Linked DNA regions of Homo sapiens: regions 2 and 3 are each linked to region 1. Evidence: read pairs that join two places in POLR2A ChIA-PET (ENCODE). Cell type or tissue: IMR-90. All regions are shown on one strand.

What was found. Peaks named below come from ENCODE experiments on the same cell type or tissue, not always from the same donor. Only the 100,000 strongest peaks of a DNase experiment are listed, where the experiment ranks them.
Region 2: POLR2A ChIA-PET joins it to region 1 with 5 read pairs; 5 of 35 experiments call an interaction of 5 or more read pairs at or near these places.
Region 3: POLR2A ChIA-PET joins it to region 1 with 5 read pairs; 2 of 35 experiments call an interaction of 5 or more read pairs at or near these places.

Annotation. Positions count from the first base shown.
Region 1 is chr17:41,701,818-41,709,817 of GRCh38, forward strand. No RefSeq gene overlaps it. Among named protein-coding and RNA genes, the nearest start is that of GAST, 6.5 kb to the right of the region's middle. RefSeq lists enhancers at 3,235-4,027, 6,352-6,879. In IMR-90, no CTCF peak of the experiment used is centred here; a DNase peak (open chromatin) is centred at 3,814; H3K27me3 peaks cover 366 bases.
Region 2 is chr17:42,006,586-42,014,585 of GRCh38, forward strand. The region is part of intron 1 of DNAJC7 (DnaJ heat shock protein family (Hsp40) member C7); the gene reads right to left. Among named protein-coding and RNA genes, the nearest start is that of DNAJC7, 6.9 kb to the right of the region's middle. RefSeq lists an enhancer at 4,356-4,885. In IMR-90, a CTCF peak has its summit at 2,791; no DNase peak of the experiment used is centred here.
Region 3 is chr17:41,574,403-41,582,402 of GRCh38, forward strand. KRT14 (keratin 14) reads right to left here. Exons shown (of 8, transcript NM_000526.5): 8 at 7,877-8,000. Among named protein-coding and RNA genes, the nearest start is that of KRT9, 6.3 kb to the left of the region's middle. RefSeq lists enhancers at 1,059-1,558, 5,189-6,175 and a silencer at 5,250-5,299. In IMR-90, a CTCF peak has its summit at 5,345; no DNase peak of the experiment used is centred here; H3K27me3 peaks cover 3,346 bases.

The DNA of each region.
Region 1 (8,000 bases):
GTATTTTTAGTAGAGACGGGGTTTCTCCATATTGGTCAGGCTGGTCTTGAAAACCTGACCTCAGGTGATCCACCCGCCTTAGCATCCCAAAGTGTTGGGATTACAGGCGTGAGCCACTGCGCCAGGCCAATTTTTTTTTTTTTTTTTAAGACACAGTCTCACTCTGTTGCCCAGGCTGAGTACAGTGATCATAGCTCACTGCAGCCTCCAACTCCTGGTCTCAAGGGATGCTCCCACCTTGGCCTCTCAAAGTGCTGGAATTACACCCAACCAAAAAATCCATTCTTAATCTTAGCAACTCTATCATTTTTTTCTGTTTTTCTCAATCATTAATCTCCGATTTTATTATTTTTCTTTCTTCCTTATTTTCCTTGATTTTGTGGCTCTTTTTCTAACTTCTTGAGTTTAAAGATTCACACATTTATTTTAGTTCCTTTGTTTAATAATGAATGTTTTGTTTTATTTTGTTTGAGATAGGCCCTGGAGTGCACCAGACCCTATCACCCAGGCTGGAGTGCACTAGTGCAATCTGATCATAGCTCACTGCAGCCTCCAACTCCCGGGCTCAAGCAATCCTCTCGCCTCAGCCTCCCAAGTAGCTGGGACTTCAGGTTCACATTGCCACACCTGGCTTTTTTTTTAAGTAGAGACAGGGTCTCGCTATGTTGCCCAGGCTGGTCTCAGACTCCTGGGCTCAAGTGATCCTCTTACCTCAGCCTCCCAAAGTGCTGGGATTATTGCCGTGATCCACCATTACCGGCCATGAATACTTTTTAATGCTCTAAATTAGATTTGGTCCAGGCGCGGTGGTTCACATCTGTAATCCCAGCACTTTGGGAGGCCAAGGCGGGCAGATTGCTTAAACCTAGGAGTTCGGGACCAGCCCAGGCAACATGGCAAAATCCTGTCTCTACTAAAAAAAAAAAAAAAAAAATTAGCCAGTGCGGTGGTGTGTGCCTGCAATCCCAGCTGCTCAGGAGACTAACAGGGGAGAATCACTTGAGCCCAGGAAGCCAAGATTGCGCCACTGGACACCAGCCTGGGCAACGGGAGTGAGAGAGAGCCTGTCTCTAAATTAATAAATAAGATTTGGCACCATTTCTTTGTTTTGTTTTGTTTTGTTTTGTTTTGTTTGAGATAGTCTCACTCTTGTCACCCAGGCCAGAGTGCAATGGCGCAATCTCAACTCACTGCAACTTCCACCGCCCAGGTTCAAGCAATTATTCTGCCTCAGCCTCCCGAGTAGCTGGGCTTACAGGCACGCGACACCATATTCAGCTAATTTTTTGTATTATTAGTAGAGACGGGGTTTCACCATGCTGGCCAGGCTGAGGCAGAAGAATCACTTGAACCCGGGAGGCGGAGGTTGCAGTGAGCCAAGATCGTACCACTGCACTCTAGCCGGGGCAACAGAGTGAGACGCTGTCTCGAAAAAAAATAAAATAAAATAAAAAATAAATAAAAATATAAAAATTAGCCGGGTGTGGTGGTGAGCACCTGTAATCCTAGCTACGCGAGAGGCTGAGGCAGGAGAATCGCTTGAACCCTGGAGGCGGAGGTTGCAGTGAGCCGAGATCGCGCCATTGCACTCCAGCCTGGGCAACAAAAGCGAAACTCTGTCTCAAAAAAAAAAAAAAAAAAGGCCGGGTGCAGTGGCTCACACTTGTAATGCCAGCACTTTGGGAGGCCGAGGCGAGTGGATTGCCTGAGGTCAAGAGTTCGAGACCAGCCTGGCCAACATAGTGAAACCCCGTCTCTACTAAAAATACAAAAAATTTGCTGGGCGTGGTGGCAGGCACCTGTAATCCCAGCTACTTGGGAGGCTGAGGCAGAAGAATCACTTGAACCCAGGAAGCGGAGGTTGCAGTAAGCTGAGATCCTGCCATTGCACTCCAGCCTGGGCAACAGAGCGAGACTCTGTCTCAAAAAAAAAAAAGAATGAAGTTCTGATGTATACTACAACATGAATGAATCACAAATGCATCATGCTAAGTAAAATAACCCATACACAAAAGGCCGTATATTGTATGATTCCAATTAAATGAAAGTCTCAGAATAGGCAAATTCTTGGAGACAGAAAGTAGATTTGTGGTTTCCAGGGAAAAGGGGGAATGAGGAATGACTGCAAATGGGTGTGGGGTGATGAAAGTGTTCTGAATTAGATAATGGTGATAGTTGCACAAATGTGTGAACTAAAAGCCACTGAAGCTGGGCTTGGTGGCTTGCATCTCCAGTCCTAGCTACTTGGGAGGCTTAGGTGGGAGGATCATTGAGCCCAGAAGTTAGAGAATAGCCTGTGCAACACAGCAAAAAACCTGTCTTTGGCTGGGCACAGTGGCTCAAGTCTGTAATCCCAGCACTTTGGGAGCCCAATGCAGGAGGATCACCTGAATTCAAGACCGGCCTAGGCAATATAAGAAGACCCCAGCCAGGCGCAGTGACTCACGCCAGTAATCCCAGCACTTTGGGAGGCCGAGGCGGGCAGATCACTTGAGGTCAGAAGTTCGAGACCAGCCTGACCAACACGGTGAAACCCCATCTCTACTAAAAATACAAAAAATTAGCCAGATGTGGTGATGGGCGCCTGTAATACCAGCTACTTGGGAGGCTGAGGCAGGAGAATCACTTGAACTCGGGAGGTGGAGGTTGCAGTGAGCTGAGTTCATACCACTGCACTCCAGCCTGGGTGACAGAAGAAGACTCCGTCTCAAAAAAAAAAGAAAAAGAAAAAGAACTTGTCTCAAAAAGAAAGTAAATAATATAAAAGCCACTGAAGTGTATACTTTCAAAGGGCAAAAGGTATGGTATATAAACAATATCTAAATAAATGGCTTTTTTTTTTTTTTTTGGAGACAGTCTCACTCTGTTGCCCAGGCTGGAGTGCAGTGGTCTGATCTCGGCTCACTGCAACCTCTACCCCCTGGATTCAGGCAATTCTCCTGCCTCATCCTCCTGAGTAGCTGGATTACAGGCATGCGCTACCACTCCCAGCTAATTTTTGTATTTTTATTGGAGACGGGGGTTTCACCATGTTGGCCATGCTGGTCTCGAACTCCTGTTCTCAAGTGATCTGCCTGCCTCAGCCTCCCAAAGTGCTGGGATTACAGACATGAGCCACTGCGCCTGGCTAAATGGCTTATTTAAAAAAAAAAAAAAAAAAAAAAAAAGAATTGCATCATTTCCAAAGCTGGCTGGGTGGGCACATTATGAGCAGGGGTGTTGCCCTTGCCACATGGCAGCATCTCTCTGGCTCGTGGACAGAAATGACCTCTGCCGTCTGCCAGGGATCATTTGGAATCAGGTGGGTTTATATATGCAGCAAAACTTCAGTAAAGCTTGAAGAAACGCACTGATCCTTCTACCTTCTCTGAAATAACGTTCTCAATAGCGAGGTCATAGGCATAACCAGCCATCCAAACCTCCCCCATGGCCCCTTGAGCCCACCATGTGTCACTCCAACCCACCCCACTCCTGGGCTCAATAGACAACAAAGAAAAGGGAAGAGAAAGAACAAAGACCCCCCTCGATCACCATTGTGTCCCCAGGGTCAGAACAGTGCCTGACACAAAGCAGGCACTTGGAAAATTTGTGTTGAGTAAACAGATGCATGGATGAATGAGTGAATGAAAGAGTGAAAGCACACGGTCTCTAAGCAGGCAGGAGGGTCTGGGATGATGGGCCCTGGTGGAGGGGCTGACACTGAATGGGGTGACAGAACCTCCAGCGATGGAGGAAAGGAGGAAAGGACGGAAGCGGGACTTAGGCAGCTGTGTTCACGGTGGGGAAAAGGGGGCTGACGTCAAATGACCTTGGGAATGAAAGAGAAATGATTCACCACAGTTGCCAGTAACAACCAAGCTGCAGAATATTAATTTGCAATTGAATCAACTGGTCACTTTCGGAAACTTCCTGTCGGTTTTTGCAGGGAGTGGCAGGAGCTGAGGAAGGGGTCGGGGTGGCCTGTCAGGGACCTGGGACCAGCCTGGCAGGTTCAGAAGCAGGACAGGGGCAGCAATCTATGTGCATCACACAGAACTGAGATGACAAACCCTGGGAGGGGTAGGCGGGCTGGGAGGAGCCAGACAGTGGAGGAGCTGGAGGTCACAGTGAAGACAGATTCAGCAGGAGCGAGGCTTCTGGAGAGGGTGGGATGGGAAGCTGTGGGCCGAGAAGAGGCAGCAGCACATGGAGTCCAAGACCCGGGGGTTCCCCAACTCAGCTCCCTCACCTCCTACCTGTTGGGCCGGGGATGAGCCATTCAGCCTGGAACACACCCGAATAAAGACTCCTCTCATCCTCTCACAGAGGGGCCTTTAGGATTATTTTTCCCAGTTAAAACCACTGTTAGGCCAGGCGTGGTGGCCCATGCCTATAAATCCCAGGGCTTTGGGAGGCCAGGAGGGAGGATCACTTGAGGCCAGGTGATCCAAATACAAAGCCTGGGCTGAGAACCACTGCTTCGAAGGCACAGGTGGGCATCAGAGGAGAAAAGGAGAGAGGAGGCTCAGGAGAGAAGCGGAAGCCAGAGTAAGGGTAGCCACTACTCTCTGTCCTTGACAGCCCAGCCTGGGCCCAGGGGTGGTGGGCAGCCTCTCCAGCCCAGTCTGCAAGCAGCTTGCAGGCTGCCCTCTTGGCCCTGCCATGTCACCACTCTCAGACAGCAGCTGAGGCCAGAACCCAAGAACCCACCTCCCCCTACCTAGCCCCCTACCCCAGGGGGGATCATGGATGCCCTCATTGATGCAAACACCTTCCAGGTGTCACTGTTTGTCCCCAGAACTACCACATCCTCCAAAGCCCTGGTTGCCTGGGCCAGAATGATTGAGTCGTCATCAAGCTCTTCCTTTTCTGCCATCAATAACCAATTAGGAAGCCAAGGCACTGCCTCCCTGACAACGGTTTGCAGCTCATCAATAGTGATCTGTTTCCCAAAGCCAGCCCTGGCAGGCAGGAGTGTGCCTGGGTCCACTGAGAAGCCTCTCCCTCCTCAGGGAACAGTCTCCTTCACAGGGGACCCTTGTTTTTCTGTTACTCTTTTTTTTTTTTTTTTTTTTTTTTTTTTTTTTTTTTTTTTGAGACAGAGTCTCACTCTGTCGCCAGGCTGGAGTGCAGTGGCACGATCCCAGCTCACTGCACCCTCTGCCTCCCAGGTTCAAGCAATTCTCCTGCCTCAGCCTCCCAAGTAGCTGGGACTACAGGCACACACCACCACGCCCGGCTTTTTTTTTTTTTTTGTATTTTAGTAGAGACAGGGTTTCACCATGTTGCCCAGGCTGGTCTTGAACTCCTGAGCTCAGGCAATCTGCCCACCTTGGCCTCCCAAAGTGCTAGGATTACAGGCGTGAGCCACCACACCCGGCCGTGTGTTACTCTTTTATGCCCCTAGAATCTAAACTCCACCAAAGCAATGAAAGGGTCTGTCCTGTCATAGTCACCTGTTTTTTTTTTTGAGACAAAGCTTCACTCTTGTTGCCCAGGCTGGCGTGCAATCGCACAATCTCAGCTCATTGCAACCTCTGCCTCCCATGTTCAAGCAATTCTTCCACCTCAGCCTCCCAAGTAGCCAGGATTACAGACGTGCACCACCATGCCCGGCTAATTTTGTATTTTTTAGTAGAGACAGAGTTTCATCATGTTGGTCAGGCTGGTCTTGAACTCCCAAACTTAAGTGATCCACCCACCTCAGCCTCCCAAAGTGCTGGGATTACAGGCGTGAGCCGCTGCACCCAGCGCTGTCATATTCACCTCTTATCCCCAAGTAGCCTCATCTGTACCCTAGCTCACAGCAGGTGCTCAGTAATTGGAATGAATTTGGAATATTCGGATGGTCAGAATAACTCAAAGAACAGCTCCCTTCTTTGTATTTGAAAATTTACATGGAAATTCATGCTGGGCCAGTTTTTACTAAACAGAAACCTTCACAAGGCTGTGATCCCTTGTATCCATTTTTGATTGCTACCATAATAAGTCACCACAATTTAGAAGCTTAAAACAACAGCAATTTATTCTCTCGCGGTTCTGTAGGTCAGAAGTCCTGGTACAGAGTGGCTCACGGGGTCCCCTGATTAGGATCTCCCAAGGCCACAATCAGGTCGGCAGGGCTGCATTTCTTTCTGGAGGCTCTAGGGATGAATCCACTTCCAAGCTCATCCAGGTTGTTGGCCAGATTTCATTCTTTGTAGTTGCGGGGCTGACATTCCTCTTTCCTGGCTGTCGGTGGAGAACCTCTCAGCTCCTCAAGGCCACTGCTTTCCTCGTCCTGTTGCCCTCCTGCCATCTTCAGACCAGCAATTGCTTGTGGAGTCCTCATAACTCCAGCTCTCCGACCTGACCTTCAGCCACATCTCTTCTGCCTCTAGCTGAAGAAAGTTAAGGGCTATGTGATTACACTGGGCCCAGTCAGATAATCCAGCATAAACTCCCTAATTTTTTTTTTCAGAGACAGGGGTCTCACTATGTTGCCCAGGCTGGTCTCAAACTCCTGGGCTTAAGTGATCCTCCTGCCTCAGCCTCCAGAGTAGCTGGGACTACAGGCATGCACCACTGCACTTGGCATAAGCTCTCTATTTTAAAGCCAGTAACCTTAATCACACCTGCAACGTCTCTTTTGTTATGTAATCACATATTCACAGGTTCCAAGGATTGGGGCAGGAACATCTTTGGGGACATGATTGTTCTGCCTGCCACATTCCTACTGGGAGGATAGAGACCTGAGTTTCAGACCCACCTCTCCTTTTTGGTGTGTGGACTCAGGATGGGGATTACTTCACCTGTCTAAGCCTTAGTTTCTACTTCTTTTTTTTTTTTTTTTTTTTTTTTGAGACAGCGTCTCACTCTGTCTCCCAAGTACAGTGGCACAATCATGGCTCACTGCAACCTCACCTCCCCGGCTCAAGCAATCCTCCCACCTCAGCCTCCCAAATAGCTGGGACCACAGCCACGCACCACCACACCCAGCTAATTTTTGTATTTTTTGTAGAGATGGGGTTTTGCCATGTTGCCCAGGCTGGTCTTCAACTGTTGGGCTCAAGTAATCTGCCGGCCTCGGCCTCCCCAGGTGCTGGGATTACAGGCGTAAGCCCCCGTACCCATCAGTTTCTTCTGAAGAAGGGGTTCACACTAGCACTTAGGTCCTAGGATCATGGTGAAGAGTGATTGCATTCATTCATGCTAAGAGCTTATCAGTTCCTGGTACACGGCATTGTTATCGTTGTGATGACAGGGGCAGGGCCCACACACCTGCACCCTCGAGGGGGACGGAGATGGGTCCCAAGGTCTGGGATCTGGTCTTCAATTTGGTAGGCCCAGAAATTGAATTTTCTGCTCACCCAGCTAGTCGGTGTTAGAGCCATGATTCAAACCCTGGCCTCACCAGTTCCAAAACCCCCTGTACACCAGGAGGTCCAGCTTCCATAGACTCTATCCCTGCTGCCTCTTTCAGTGGCAGTTGGGCTGAGGTCCCTCTGAGTCACAGCTGGCAGGAGGGAAACCCTTGGATTCACAGAGTGATATGCTTAGGGAATTACCCTCCTTTAAGCCTTGGGGAAGGAGAACTCCCCCAAGTGTATAAAGCGTGTGCACAGACCTTGTCACCTCTTCCCTTCACTGCAGCCCTATGAGGTACAAATGAATGATTCCTATTTCCAAATGTGGTTAATTGAGACCCAGAGAGGATGGGGGAGAAGACGCAAAATGGATTAAATACCTGCGATATTCTCTTTTGTTTGTCTGTTTGTTTGAGACAGTCTCACTGTGTCACCCAGGCTGGAGTGCAATGGCACAATCTTGGCTCACTCCAACCTCCACTTCCTGGGTTCAAGCAATTCTCGTGCCTCAGCCTCCCAAGTAGCTGGGATTACAGGCATGTGCCACCACGCCCAGCTAATTTTTGTATTTTTAGTAGAAACGGGGTTTCACCATGTTGTTCAGGCTGGTCTCGAACTCCTGACCTCAGGTGATCTGCTTGCCTTGGCCTCCCAAAGTGCTGGGATCACAGGCAT
Region 2 (8,000 bases), 300 kb after region 1:
CAGGAGTTCGAGACCAGCCTCATCAATATGGTGAAACCCCATCTCTACTAAAAATACAAAAATTAGCCGGGCGTGGTGGCATGCACCTGTAATCCCAGCTACCCGGGACGCTGATGCAGGAGAATCCCTTGAACCCAGGAGACGGTGGTTGTGATGAGCCAAGGTTACACCACTGCACTCCAGCCTGGGCAACAGAGCAAGACTCCGTCTCAAAAAAAAAAAAAAAAAAAAAAGTCCAGGCACGGTGGCTCACGCCTATAATCCCAGCACTTTGGGAGGCTGGGCAGGCAGATCACAAGGTCAGGAGATCAAGACCATCCTGGCTAACACGGTGAAACCCCATCTCTACTAAAAGTACAAAAAAGGATTAGCCAGGCAAGGTGGCAGGCGCCTGTAGTCCCAGCTACTCAGTAGGCTGAGGCAGGAGAATGGTGTGAACCCGGGAGATGGAGCTTGCGGTGAGCTGACATCGCGCCACTGCACTCCAGCCTGGGCAACAGAGCAAGATCCTGTCTCAAAAAAAAAAAAGAAAAAGAAAAAGATACTTTTCTTTTCCTTTAGGCTATTAATAATAATACTTTATACTGCCAATGAGTCAATATCCCTTATGCATTCCTCTTATATTTACTACTCCCCAAATGTCGCCTTACTCTATGATTGTTGTGCTCCATTTATTTTATTCAGTCAAACTTACTAGTTGCCTGTTGATCTAGAAATGCCCTCCACCCTTCAGAATTCACGGGATCTTGGCCAGTCAGAGTAGAAATTCTTTCCTCCTTCCCACAGTCCGAGACCTCTTGTCCCCAATGGCATGTCACAGGGCCTGTTTCATGTTGCACTCTCCCTGACCTTCATGACAAAATAAAGTAAAAGGAGCCCAGGAGCCTAACTTCTATTCCATCTTACCAAAAGCATATCATTTAGATTCTTCTTTAAGAAAAAAATTTCTTTTTTTTTGGAGACAGTCTCATTCTATTGCCCAGGCCAGAGTGCAGTGGTGAGATCTCGGCTCACTGCAATCTTCACCTCCCAGGTTCAAGCGATTCTTGTGCCTCAGCCTCCCTGGTAGCTGGGACTACAGGCACGCACCACCATGCCCAGCTAAATTTTTGTATTTTAGTAGAGATGGGGTTTCACTATGTTGCCCAGGCTGGTCTCAAACTCTTGAGCTCAGGCAATCCACCTCCTCAGCCTCCCAAAGTGCTAAGATTACACACATGATGAGCCACCACAATTGGCCAGAAAAAACTGCCTTTTTTTTTTTTTTTTTTTTTTTTGAGACAGAATTTCGCTCTTGTTGCCCAGGCTGGAGTGCAATGGCGTGATCTCAGCTCACCGCAACCTCCGCCTCCCAGGTTCAACTGATTCTCCTGTCTCAGCCTCCCAAGTAGCTGGGATTACAGGCATGTGCCCGGTAAGAAGTTTCTTTTTTAAAAAAAAATCTAGGCTGGGCAAGGTGGCTCATGTCTATAATCCCAGCACTTTGGGAGGCCAAGGAGGGTGGATCACCTGAGGTCAGAAGTTCAAGACCAGCCTAGGCAACATGGTGAAACCCCATCTCTACAAAAATACAAAAATTAGCCGGGCATGATGGAGGGTGCCTGTAATCCCACCTATTCGGGAGGCTGAGGCGGGAGAATTATTTGAACCCAGGAGGCGGAGGTTGCAGTGAGCCGAGACTGTGCCATTGCACTCCAGCCTGGGCAAGAGTGAGACTCCGTCTCAAAAAAGAAAAAAAAAAAAATCTACTATTCTACAAGTGAAATGTCAATATAAGTTTCACATAGATAAGTGGAAGTCACAGGTATAGATATATATATATAGATATAGATTTTTTTTTTTGAGACGGAGTCTCGCTCTGTCACCCAGGTTGGAGTGCAGTGGCGCCATCTCGGCTCATTGCAAGCTCCGCCTCCTAGGTTCACGCCATTCTCCTGCCTCAGCCTCCCAAGTAGCTGTGACTACAGGCGCCTGCCACCACGCCCAGCTAATTTTTTTGTATTTTTAGTAGAGACGGGGTTTCACCGTGTTAGCCAGGATGGTCTCAATCTCCTGACCTCATGATCCGCCCGCCTCGGCCTCCCAAAGTGCTGGGATTACAGGCGTGAGCCACCGCGCCGGGTCAGACATATATTTTTTGAGACAGACTCTCACTCTTGTTGCCCAGGCTGGAGTGCAGTGGTGTGATCTCAGTTCACAGCAACCTCTGCCTCCCAGGTTCAAGTGATTCTCCTGCCTCAGCCTCCTGAGTAGCTGAGATTACAGGGCCCCACTACCATGCCTGGCTAATCTTTGTTTATTTTAGTAGAGATGAGGTCTTGCCATGTTGGCCAGGCTGGTCTTCAAACTTCTGACCTCAAGTGATCCGCCAATCTCTGCCTTCCAAAGTGTTGGGATTAAAGGCGTGAGCCATCACGCCGGGCCATAGATATATGACTTGGAATAATTCTATAAATATGGCAAGGTATTTATGCTCGGTGCTTCATCCAGAAAAAAATAGAAGGTGAGCGCTATCCAACTGCTACCTTTTAGCAAAGCTATCTGCTACTCAGCTTTCTTTACCCAATTTCCTACAGAATAGATAGTTTTCACTTTAAAGCACAAATGGAACAACCCTCCACACATCTCCGCTAATAAAGAGAAGGCAGAAGATGAAGAAAATTCCTTAACATACCAGTTCAAATTGTCCTCTGGGTGGACATTCAAGGAGAAGCCTCAACACGGGCAGAGTCAGAAGGGACCCAAAATGCACCAGAGGAGTCACAGACTGTCTACACAAAGCAGCAGCACTCCCTACTGTTCAGGCAGGGACGGACACCAGCCAGCAAGCTGTGCCTGGCTATGCAGCTGGCTATGCCTTATTCAGTAAGGAAGAAAAAGCAAGCAACCAATTCAATCCCTACAGAAATCCCATCACTGCAGGCAGAAACATATTCACTTGGAAATACTTGTCTCAACGGTGAGTTGGAAATTTATTTTAGGTCCTTAAATGAGAGGTGTCACAATCTATTACATCTACCTAACCTTCACTTATCCCTGGGGAGAGGAGACCCAACAATGAAGCTACTTCTGGGAAACATGCTTCTCTGAAACCATTCTGAGGATACAAGTCACTGGCTTTTCAGCATTAGCCAGAGGCTTGTTTTCATAACATATCCCCAAACCCACCATTTTCCATCCCTCGGTTCCCTATTCTGTGACATCTCCCACTATAGGGACACCAGCACCCATCAAAAATTTAAAACTGAGGAACTACAATTAAGGAAAAGGCTGCTTTGCCCTGGCGCAGTGGCTCACGCCTGTAATCCCAGCACTTGGGAGGCCGAGGCGGGCAGATCCTGAGGTGATGAGATCAAGACCATCCTGGCCAACATGGTGAAACCCGTCTCTACTAAAAATATAAAAAATTAGCTGGGCATGGTGGCATGCAACTGTAGTCCCAGCTACTCAGGAGGCTGAGGCAGGAGGATAGCTTGAACCCAGGAAGCGGAGATTGCAGTGAGCCGAGATCGTGCCATTGCACACTCCAGCCTGGAGACACAGCAAGACTCCATCACAAAGAAAGAAAGAAAGAAAGAGACAGACAGAAAGAGAGAAAGAAAGAGGCTACTTCCTAGGCCGGGTGCAGTGGCTCACGCCTATAATCCCAGCACTTTGGGAGGCCAAGGCGGGTGGATCACCTGAGGTCGGGAGTTCGAGACCAGACTGACCAACATGGAGAAACCCTGTCTCTACAAAAAAAAAAAAAAATACAAAATTAGCCGGGCGTGGTGGCGCATGCCTGTAATTCCAGCTACTCAGGAAGCTGACTCAGGAGAATTGCTTGAACCCGGGAGGCGGAGGCTGCAGTGAGCCAAGATTGCGCCATTGCACTCCAGCCTGGGCAACAAGAATGAAACTCTGTCTCAAAAATATATATATATAAAGGCTGCTTCCTGAGTTTTTTTGGGTGGAGTGGGGTGGGGTGGAGATGGGAACTAGAGTGGGGAGGAGCCTGGATTGTCAACGGTATTTCACTTCTCAAAGTTGTCTTGGTTCCTTAGTTCAACAGGTGGTTAACTGTCTCAGGGCAAACTGTCCAAGGAAGAACTCTCAGGACAGAAACTCCAAAAACAAGAGAGGGTCCTGCTTGCCCCTCACACTCTCTCCAAAAGTAATATTAGAATCAAGAGAGATGGTTAACACTGCTTATCTGACAATCTGGCCTCCCCACACAAATTGTAAGTCACATGCCAATAGAATTTCACGTCTCAGAATAAGACCTGAGAGTCATATATTCCTCCTATTACCATTCTCAAAAGCCTCAACCACTCATATTCTTACCCATGGTGAGGGTAAAACATAGGAATTGCCATTTTGATCCGAATGGGAGAAGGAAAAACAGTGTCACTCCAATAAAATGAATAGCCTGTTAGGATAACTGCACTTTGAATTTTGTTCTTACTTCAAAAGTTTAAAAGAATACCTGGAAAGACCTCTGAGTAACTTCCACATCACTCAGTGCTGGAGAAAGGGGACCAAAGACTAGTGCAGTAAGGGAGAAATGGGCTCTCAGAGGGACTCTGCATCAGGCCACAAAGCAACTAGGCAACTGCTGACTATTGTTCTCCAAACTTCTAAAGTCCCGAAGAACAAAAAAGCAAGTGCCCAGTACTCAGCTTTTCAAAACCATTAAAATACAAACTTCAATGACTAAACTAATCCCTGATTGGCTGGAATGTACAATAAGGCTGGGCTTTCGGCCAATCAGAGTTCTGTTTGTTGGGAGTGGACTGGACTCTAAGCAACTGCCACTCACTTGGCCCTATATTTTCTCAAAATTCTTGTTTCTCTGGCACTAGTTAACATGTGGATCTGAACTAAAGCACTAAGAGAGAACCTTTCTCTGTACTCTACCTTTGCTCCAGTTATGATTATCTACTTTGCCATCTGTTAGTATCAGGGTTCAATTAATTTGCCGGTATTGAGAATTCTGTATTCCTAGGTTTATCCCTTCCTTAACTTATTTCTCCTCCCATCTCCCATTTCTTCACATCTGACTACACTTAGTGCACAGCAAAAGGAAAATAGTGTTTCTCACTGATTTGGGTTCCAGGTCAAAGATAAATTCCCACTCAGTTTGGAGGCTTACTGAAATGTCTAGGTGCTTGCTCTGAAACTTCAAGAGGAAGATTAGAAGGACACATTCCTAAGAATTTAAAACCAGGTAAGGAAGAAAGCTGGGGAGGCATGCCCACAAGCTCTTCAGTTAAGTGAGGCCACAAACTCAAAAACACCATGCAAAGCTGCAGCAAACGAACAGCAACTACAGGAAACCCGGGACATGAATTGAGAGTTCAGTTGTTCCCATTAACAATCTGAATAGAGAAATAAAAGGCAAAATCCTAATCGCAAAGAGTGTACAATACCTAGGTAGTAAGGGCCTAATAAGAATTGCTCTTATTTGTGCCCATCAGGAAAACATACAGAGAAGTTAAGTTTATCAGCTCAAGGAATCAGGTAAGGATGTCCTGACTCTTAAGTCTATGGATCCCTTGATTCTTTTAGATCTTGTTGTCCAGTCACACTAGGTATATGCTGAGACACGTAAGTGTTTTCTCTTTGAAAAACAATTTGAGGTTGGGTGTAGTGGCCCACGCCTGTAATCCCAGCACTTTGGGAGGACAAGGCGGGCGGATCATGAGGTTAAGAGATCGAGACCATCCTGGCCAACATGGTAAAACTCCGTCTCTATTAAAAATACAAAAATTAGCTGGGTGTGGTGGCACACGCCTATAGTCCCAGCTACTCGGGAGGCTGAGGCAGGAGAATCATTTGAACCCAGGAGGCGGAGTTTGCAGTGAGCTGAGATCACACCACTGCACTCCAGCCTGGTGACAGAGCGAGACTCCGTCAAAAAGAAAAGAAAACAATTTGAAATCCCTCAAGTTTACCATAAGAAAGACTCCCTATAGAGATCAAGCTGTTTCCCAGCCCAGGAGATATAACAAGAGATCCTTAATTCAAGACAGGTATTCCCATATTAGGTAAAGCAGTCAGCAACTTCCCAGGAAAATATAAAGCCTTAAGTTAGTTGAAATGTGAAACATCTGAAGTTTAACCCTCTGGCTCATAAATAGCTTTGCCTGTTTTGGTGAGCAAAGAGAAATAATCTTCATGCATAGAATCCTGATCTGTTTTGGAGTGCCAACTAATATATCTTTTATTTTAGCCCCAACCCTTTTTTTTGAGACAGGGTTTCACTCTGTCACCCAGGATGCAGTGCAGTGGTGTGATCGCAGCTCACTGCAGCCTCGACCTCCCCCAGCTCAGGTGATACTTACACCTCAGCGTCCCAAGTAGCAGGGCCTACAGGTATGCACCATCACACCCTGCTAATTTTTGTATTTTTTTTTTACAGAGATGGGGGGCGGGTTTCACCACGTTGCCCAGGTTGGTCTCGAACTCCTGGCCTCAAGCAATCCACTGGCCTCAGCCTCCCAAGGTGCTGGAATTACAGGCGTGAGCCACCGCACCCAGCCTTAAATGTTTTTATAGAGACTAAGTCTCACTATGTTGCCCAGGCTGGTCTCAAACTACTGGGCTTAAGCGATCCTCTCATTTTGGCCTCACAAAGTGCTAAGATTACAGGCATGAGCCACTAAGCCTAGCCTTATTTTAGTTTCTTGGCTGCTGTAAGGGAAACAGAACTTTGTCAGAGTGACATGCAAAAAAATTGAAATCCATCTCTTTTCTCTACAGAAACACTAAAGCTAAGGAAATAAAACATGTAGCCATTTAAAATGCTGCAATCGTGAAGTCCGTCTTAAAAGCTCCTCTCATTTTGCCCCCCTATGGGACTGTGACAACTTAGCAGCAGCAGGACATGTCTTAAGCCAAGACGTAAGGAAGGAAGGACTCCTTACAAAGCTGGACCTCACAAAAACGACCCGAGAGACTCATTAACTCTTGATCCCTAAATGAACTGGTAGGAGGACCATAACAACAGAGGCAGGAACTTGGCCAAAGAACTCTAACCAAGCCAGACAGTAAAAGGGCATTTGTAAGGGATGCCCCTATCACTGCCCTCTGCTATGGCCACACAAGAGGAATCCAGGACACATGAAAAACATAAAACCACCTCCCTCCAAAGCTTCTAAATCTCCATCCCATTTTCAGCACTGGAAAAATCATACATAAACAAGGCTTTTTCATACTAACAGAGCCTAATGTTTATTCTTTTTTTTGAGACAGAGTTTCACTCTTGTCGCCCAGGTTGGAGTGCAATGGCACGATCTCGGCTCACCGCAACCTCCGCCTACCGGATTCAAGTGATTCTCCTGCCTCAGCCTCCAAGTCGGTGGGGCTACAGGCATGCACCGCCATGCCTGGCTAATTTTTTTTTTCTATTTTTAGTAGAGATGGGGTTTCTCCATGTTGGTCAGGCTGGTCTCAAACTCCCGACCTCAGGTGATCAGCCTGCTTTAGCCTCCCAAAGTGCTGGGATTATAGGCATAAGCCACCGCGCCCGGCCAATGTTTATTCTTCTAAGGATGTCTGATATGGCAAAAAGTTAAACTGATTTTTTTGTTTATTTCACTTATTTTCCTTTTTTTTTTTTGAAATGGAGTCTCACCATGTCGCCCAGGCTGGAGTGCAATGGTGTGACCTTGGCTCACTGCAACCTCCGCCTCCCGGGTTCAAGCGACTCTCCTGCCTCAGACTCCCGAGTAGCTGGGATTACAGGTGCCCACCACTACGCCCAGCTATTTTTTCTATTTTTAGTAGAGATGGGGTTTCACCATGTTGGCCAGGCTGGTCTCAAACTCCTGACCTCGTGATCCGCCCACCTCAGCCTCCCAAAATGATGGGATTACAAGTGTGAGCCACTGCACCCAGCCAATTTTCCTTTTGATTTGTGCAAAAAAGTGGTATATAATAAATAACTATGTTTAAGTCTGTCGAAAACAGTGCTATATATGAGAAACATAAAAGTCTGATAAGAATGCATTTTTTTCTTT
Region 3 (8,000 bases), 130 kb before region 1:
CCAAGCTGGAATGCAGTGGCATGATCACAGCTCACTGCAGCCTTGACCTCCTGGGCTCAAGCCATCCTCCAGCCTCAGCCTCCCAAGTAGGTGGGACTACAGGCACACACCACCATGCTCAGCTAATTTTTTTTTTCATAAACATGAGATTTCGCTATGTTGCCCAGGCTGATCTTGAACTCCTGGGCTCAAATGATCCTCCTATCTCAGCCTCCAAAGTGCTGGGATTACAGGCATGAGCCACTGCACCTGGCCTCTTTTTCTATTTTTCAATCTTCTGATTAGTCAAGGATGAAATCTCATTTGGACACTATGGCTTCTCTAACGACCCACACACTTGTCAATCACCCTGTTCAAAAAAAGAGAGCCAACTTTGGGCTCAGAACCTTTAGAAAGTAACAGCATCTAGTTAGAAGTTAAGTATTTCTGTATGTCATTTCCTTCTGCTTCTGGCAAGTGATTATGATTTTCCTTTTTTGTAGTAATGTAAGATTTCCTTTATAAATATATTTATTGAAATGAAAGGTGAGTTAATTTACCAAAATGTGTTAAATAAATATTTAAATGGGTGTTACAGAATATGTTACATTAAAAATTAAACAGGTAGTTTAAGTTTTGAAAATTAAAAGAGAATATAATTCTCTTTTATTCAATATTCAGAGAATACTGAAGGCATTTTATGATAGTTAATACATGGAAGACTCTTAGATCAAGGCTAGTGGGTATAATTGATTCCCTTTCTACTTTCTCAAATGGTTTTAAACCATTCAAGGTTTTTGCCAAGCTCTGCTGGGAAGCCCAGAATCTGCCGCAATGTGTTCCAAGGCCTGGAAAGTTACCCTCTTCCCCATGCCCATGCTGATGCCGCCACTCTGGTTGGGATGTAAGCCCCAGGTCCTGGGTCCCTGAGCTGGGTAGGGAAGTCAGTGGTGCTGTGGATGGGCCACCCTGGAGAGAGCCAGCAGAGTGGCACTTTCAGAACCCTGCTCTGTCATCTGCAAATGTATCTGTTTGGGGGATCCTAAGAACAGCTGAGACCCACCTGACTGAGCAGAAGCTCCCAGCTGGGGCTCCCCTGGCCAGCTAAGCCTCTTGACAGATGGCCCTGGTTTCCAGCCCTGGTGCCAAACCCCAACCCCTGTCCTCACCCACCTTCTCCACTTCCCACCCTCCAGCCCTGTCTTAAGCCTCACTCAGCCCGAAGCAGCAGGCTTCGTCCCTCAGAACTCCTCCCAGCTGCCAGGGAAAGAAAGCTGTGCATGAGGACCACTGTGGGGTGGACAGCACAGTAGCTCCCCAGCCAGGCAAGGCTGGGCCACGTGCCAGTTTCACCCTCCCTTTCCCTGTGGTCCTCAAAGTTGGCCTCAGTTTCCTCATGAGAAGCCCCTTCATGCACTGTTGCCAAGGGCCATAAAGACAGAGGGCTTCCACCTGTAATCCCAGCACTTTGGGAGGCTGAGGTGGGCAGATCACGAGGTCAGGAGATCAAGACCATCCTGGCTAACACGGTGAAACCCTGTCTCTACTAAAAATACAAAAAATTAGCTGGGTGTGGTGGCAGGCGCCTGTAGTCCCAGCTACTTGGGAAGCTGAGGCAGGAGAATGGCGTGAACCCGGGAGGCAGAGGTTGCAATGAGCAGAGATCACGCCACTGCACTCCAGCCACTGCACTCCAGGGTGACAGAGCGAGACTCTGTCTCAAAAAAAAAAGAAAGAGGGCTCCCTAGATGAATGCCCAACTGCTGCCCACATGTAGCCCCTGCCACATTGGCCCTCCTCCCCCTACATCTGGCCTTGTTCCAATACAAAGAGGATCTTGCTGTGCTTGCAGCTCCTGCGGTCCAGATAGGAGGTCTTGTTCCAGCTGCAGCAGGGCAGCATCTCTTCCCTTCTCCCAAGCTCTCTGCCTGGCATGGGAACCAGACTGGGCAAGATGGGGCCAGGGATGAGGAAGGCCAACAGCCATGGCCTGAGTGAGTGATTTCTTCTAGGTCATGTGGCATGGCTCACTCTTCCAGCCTCTCAGGGCTCAGGGTCTGCCCTCTGAGCCCCACCTTCAACACCTCCCATGGGAATCCTCCAAAGAATGAACCAGGAATGGAAACCATGGAGCCCATGGCACCCCGGCACCTGAGACCCAGCGAGAATCAACACTGCCTCTCTACAGCCAGTGTGCAAGGCTGCAAGGCTGCAAGCTAGACCCAGTGCCAGCAACCCAAATGCAGGCCCTCCCCTTGGGGAGTGGATGGAGTAGGAGAGAAGGGGCTGCAAGGACCCAGAGAGGCAGACAGAGGGACAGAGAGAGAACCAAAGATCCCACTTGCAAGGTGTCCCCAGAGGCAAAGGTATCGTCCACTGGGGACATAGGGACCTGGAGACAGCTCAAGGACAGCTTTGCTCTGGTTGTGGGAGCCCTCTTGCTTGCCTGCAAGCAGCCTCCCACACCCCCAACTTACTACCCATTGCTGTCTGTCATTGATCCCCAGGTGGGGCCAGGGAGGGACCTGAGTCAGCATGTAGCTGGCTGCTGGGAGAGGGAGCACCCGCTGAGTCACGGCTCCTCCCCTGGAGCCTCCATGAGCCATCTAGGCAGGTGTGCACTGCCCACTGGCGCAGGGCTGTGGGTACCTGCACCTGTCTGTCAACACTGATTCTTTCTCATACAACAGGCACTTGCCATCACCCTTCCCAATTCAGACCCTATCAGACCACAGTGAGGGGATGGAGTGGGCCCACATACGTGCCTCCACCTGAGTCTAGGCACCCCAGGCTTGTGTCTGCTGGGACACACCTAGCAGTGAGGATGAGAGCACCGGCTTCGAAGCCAGGCAGGTCATGGTGTAAAGCCAGATTCTTCCACTTATTTGGGGAAAGTTGCTTCCCCTCTGTGAACCTGTTTCCTCATTCCAAATTCGGATTCATCCTTTATTGAGCACCTACTATGTGCCAGGCATTGGGCTGAGTGCTGGGGGTAAAGTAATGAGCAAGCCCTTATCTTGATGGACAGTTATGGGATAAAATAGACCTGCAGAAATGAACATGTAATTCACAACTGAGGTGAGCACGGTTGGTGGGGAATGGAGAGCACATAATAAAGGTGTGGCATGGTCTGGGGTACCAGTGACCTTCTCCCTGAGAAAGAGACACTTGAGTGAAGGGGGAGGAGAAGTGAGCCAGGAGAAGGACAAAGGGGAGGGGCATACAGCATGTGCAAATGTCCTGAGGTGGGAACAAGCAAAGTGACTGCCAGGGCAGGAGTCCTGTGTGGCTAAAGGGCAGTGGGTTAAGTCAAGCAAAAGATTTCAGTGGGGAAAAAAAAATAGTTCTGAGCTTGGCCAGCCACAGTGGCTCACACCTGTAATCCCAGCACTTTGGAAAGCCAAGGCGGTCGGATCACCTGAGGTCAGGAGTTCAAGACTAGCCTGGCCAACATGGTGAAACCCTGTCTCTACTAAAAATACAAAAATCAGCTGGGCGTGGTGGCGGGCACCTGTAATCCCAGCTACTTGGGAGGCTGAGGCAGGAGAATCGCTGGAACCTGGGAGGTTGAGGTTGTAGTGAGCCCAGATCACACCACTGCACTCCAGCCTGGGTGACAGAGTGAGACTTGGTCTCAAAGAAACAAACAAAAAAAAAAAGTTCTGGCCTCATGAAGTTGTTGTGAGGCTTAAAAGAACTCATATTGTAAAACTGCTGGTGTGGGTCTGGTACATGGTGGGACATCATCCTGACTGTCGGTGGCACTGTGCCTGCTCCCAACTTCCCCATGGACCATCTGGGCAACTTGGGTTCTCAGCTCCCTTGCTTATTATTAGCCCATCCTTCTGGCCTATTGAGCCCCCATTAGGATCAAAGACCTGTGCCTGTGGGGCCTGGGGAGGACATTGAATGTTTGGAGGATCATAGTTCCTTCCGTCAAGGAACCTCCAGTGTTGCAGGCAAGACCCTCGTTGCTTTGCCTGCACTGTCGAATTTAATCTTCACCAACTGTTTTAGGAGGTATGCATTAATTTTTAAATCATTTTACAGGTAAGGAAATTGAGGCTCAGAGAGGGTATCTTGGCCACAGTCACAGAGCTAAACAAGGCAGAATGGAGCCAGGGCTTGCCCTCCAGTGATCAGGAGCTACAGTGGACACAGGCTCAGAGCTCCTGCTCTCTGTCCCAAACCCCACACATGCACTGGGTCCCTCTCTACCTTCTTCCTCATGTTGTCTCTTTTCTTATTCAGTCTGTCTCAATTCACCCCATCTCCCCTACACCTACAACAGTTAAGTTTCGATAAGTATGTGTGAATGAATGAATGAATGAATGAATGAATGCCCCTCCCTGCCTAGTACTGGCCCAGGGCCCTCACTATCCTCTCTATCCCTGACTCTGTCTCTCTGACTCTCTCCCTCTCCCTTTCTCTCTCTCTCTCAACTCTATATCCATTTGTTTCTCTCTATTTCTGTGTGTCTATTTTTGCCCTCTCTCTCAAGCCAAGTCACCCCTAAAGTTCATCAGAGCACCTTAAAGGAAAAAGACTTCCTTTCCCAAGCCTGGCCTTACAGTGGCACAGAGGGAAGCCCTGTCAGGAAAGCCTGTGCTCAGCAAACGGCAATGGAGGAGGAGCTGGTGACTGCCCTGCACTTGCCTGAGGCCGGTCCATCGCCCTGGAAGTCCCTGGCATCCCCTGGTCCCCTTTGTGGCAGCCTCCAAGCTCAGTGAGGTGGGCCAGGGAAATTCCTGGGGTCCCACAAGGACATCGGGACCCCCCAGCCCCTGGGGATCAGGCCTCCTTGGGGCTGCCTCCTCTGACATCTTCCTGTAGGAATAGTCGCCTACATTACCCAAGCCAGGTTGTCTGTGGCTTTGGGGAAGTGCCATTTGCCTGATTAGGAAGGTACATATGCCAGTTGCTGCCTATAGAGTTCCCTGGACACATTAGAGATCTTTTCACCATTAAAAAAAAAAAAAAAAAAAAGCTCCCAAAAATAAAGGGGATTGAGAATTTCAAGGTCGGTTCCACCCCATAAAACAAAAACCATGGAGTAAGCTACGAAAAATGCACACTGATCCCATAAGTCTCTCAGTTTTATCTCATCCCTGAGAAAGAACGGAACAGGAATGAAGCCACCCAGGACGTGGCAAAGCCTGAGCATGGACAGGACTTTGCCACTTTCAGCCTTAGGACCTGGAGCAAGCCAGTCTCCCTACGGTGAGGTTGGAGGAGTCTTCCCGGTGGCTCACCTAGGACTGCCGGGTTCTGAGTGCTGGGAGGGTGGAGAGAGGGTTTAGAGGGAGGCGGAGCCAGAGAGGGCACCTGATCAGCCCCAGGACTCAGAGATGCAATCCCAGCTGCCTCCACTAGACTGTGCTATCGAGTCACTTTGCTCGTCTATTGTTTAGCTGAGCGGAGGCCAAGGGAAGGCGGTCACCATTGTCGAAGCTGCTGGGCTCACTCATATTTTGAGTTGGATGCTTGTGGCTGCCAGGCTCTGTGAACAAGAGCCCTGTTCATCAGCAGGATCCAAACACTGGCCCTACCCTCCCCAGTGAGGTATTGTGGGGAAATCCCGGGAGGAGGGGAGTCCATGTGAGACCCCGGTGGCCACTGCCCTGCTGCCCTCTTCCTCTGGAGCCTGACAGCACAGGGTGGGACTACCTCCCAGCCTCCCTGCTTGACTTCCTCCTCTCCTGGTTCTGAGCCTGCTTTCAGCCAGGTGGTGCCAGCCGCCATTCTTACCCGCAAGCAAGCCCAGGTCTCCTGTGTATTCCCTTCAAACAGTAACGGCAACCACTCAGAGAGGAGGCTCGCCCCACCTCACCCCAGTCTAAGAGACCTCACGTTTCTATATTCCTCTAAAGCAAATCTCCTTTGGGCACAGACTTTAATCTGGTTCCACCTCCAAGGTAGAGAGATGTCTGGGGATTCTTAGGAAGTTGAGGGCGTTCTGGGCTTCAGTCCCCACTGGTGACTCTTGCCATATTTTGCTCTTTGTCCAGGCCCATGTGACCTCTCAAATGTGGGCCATTCCCGAGATTCTTTGCCACACTTGGGCAGGAGGTTCATTGCCCAACTAGGAACCTTAGGAACCAGAGTCCAACACCCCTGGGAGTATCACAAAGCCCCTCCCCACACTAGGGTCCTGTACCCCCTAGGGCCCTCAAACCCACCTCTTCTCATTCTCTGAGGAAGCACCCTCAAACCTTCCTCTTTCCTGAGTTGTCCCCTGTACCCCTGAAACTCTAGTACTTCACCTCCAGGATGGCCCATCCTCACCCAGGGATCACCTAAGGTCAACCCTTTTTGATGACAAAACTTAGGTTAAAAGATATCCCAGAGTTTCAGAAGTACAAAGCAGTCCTCTTTCTCCTGGGGTGGAGGTAGGAACAAGAGAAACCAACATCTCTTCATTCCTTTTCCTAATAACTCACCCCATTACCATTTATAGGGTGCTGACTATGTGCCAAACACAATGCCAAATTCATTGCCTGCATGAGGTCATTCACTCCTGTATCAGCCCTTATGCAGTAAAGATATTTATTCCCTACCTTGTGAAAGAGGAATGTGGGGTTCAGTACCTTGCCCAAACTCTTCAAGGCTATTCAGCATAGGAGCCAGGACTCCAACCCAAGTAGTCTGATTCAAAAGCTCAGGCTTTCAGATCCCTTGCCCAAATTTAGTCGTTTTTCAGTCTCTCCCCTACCCTTGACTCCCCCTACAAGTTTTCTTCAGGCAGCCAAATGAATGAGCTGTTGAAACTGACACAGGACTAGTCAACTCTTTCCTAGCTTGGGGCAATGAGCCCCACCCACCTCTGGAATCTTCACCACTTACTAGGGTGAGGCTCCTTGCCTTCCCACTCCTTTTCTAGCCCCCCAAAGAGAAGGAAAGGCATTCCCCACCCAGGGGAGTCTCCTACAGTCCTGGCTCTTAAGGTATAGTCACTCATTGGATTCTTGTATCAACCTCAAGAGGCAGGGCTCAGCATCCTTACTATACAAGTAAAGACACTGAGACTCAGACTTTCCAAGCTCACATCTGTTACAGAACAGAGCCAGGGTTAGAAACCAGTCTATTCTCAAACCCTCTAAAAATGCTCTCATCGTGAATGGATAATCACCATGCCCTAGAGATAGTTTACCCAGTATCGCCAGCACAGCCATGCCTTGAGCCAGCACTATGCCAGGCCCTGTGCTGGAGGCCTTAAATGCATTCTTCCAGTGAATTCTCCCAACAAGCCCATGAGGTAGATACTATCATTATGCCCCTTTTACAGAAATGGCAGCTGAGGCTGGGAGCTGGTCATCAACTTGCCCTAGGTTAACCAAGTGTAAGAAGGATTAGATCCAGCACCAGAGGCAAGAGCAGGTGGGGTGGAGGGAGACAAGACTGTCAGGAGAGCTTGAGTTCCTACTTCGGTTCATGGACCTCCGGTAAGGAGCTCTAGGAGACCCATGAACCCCATGACATTGTATGCAAATGTATGTATGCTTATTTGAAGGTAGGGGGCAGAAGGAAAGATCTATAGCTTTCAATATTCTCCAAGGAATCCCTGATCACAAAAACATCAGGAATCCTTAACCTAACATAGTGCCTGACATAGAGGCACTCAATATCTGGTGAATGAATGGACACACATGAAAATGAGTGAGTAAATGAATGAATATCCCTCCGTACCCTAGGAGACACCACATATGACCTGGTACACACATCTATCTGTGTCTTCTGAGATGGCGAAAGATATCCTGGGACCTGAGCCCAACCCACCCCCAGGACTTTTCTCCCAGTCCCAGGGGCCATAGCCAGGTGCTATGACAAGCTCCAAAGAGATGCTTCTCCCACTTTCTCCCCACCCCCACTCCTAACAATGACCAGAGAGAGGCGAGAATTATGCAACTCAGATAATGAAGCTGTATTGATTGCCAGGAGGGGGTGAGGGTGAAGCAGGGTCCAGCTGTGAAGTGCTTGGGCAGGAGAGGGGATCTTCCAGTGGGATCTGTGTCCACACGGGG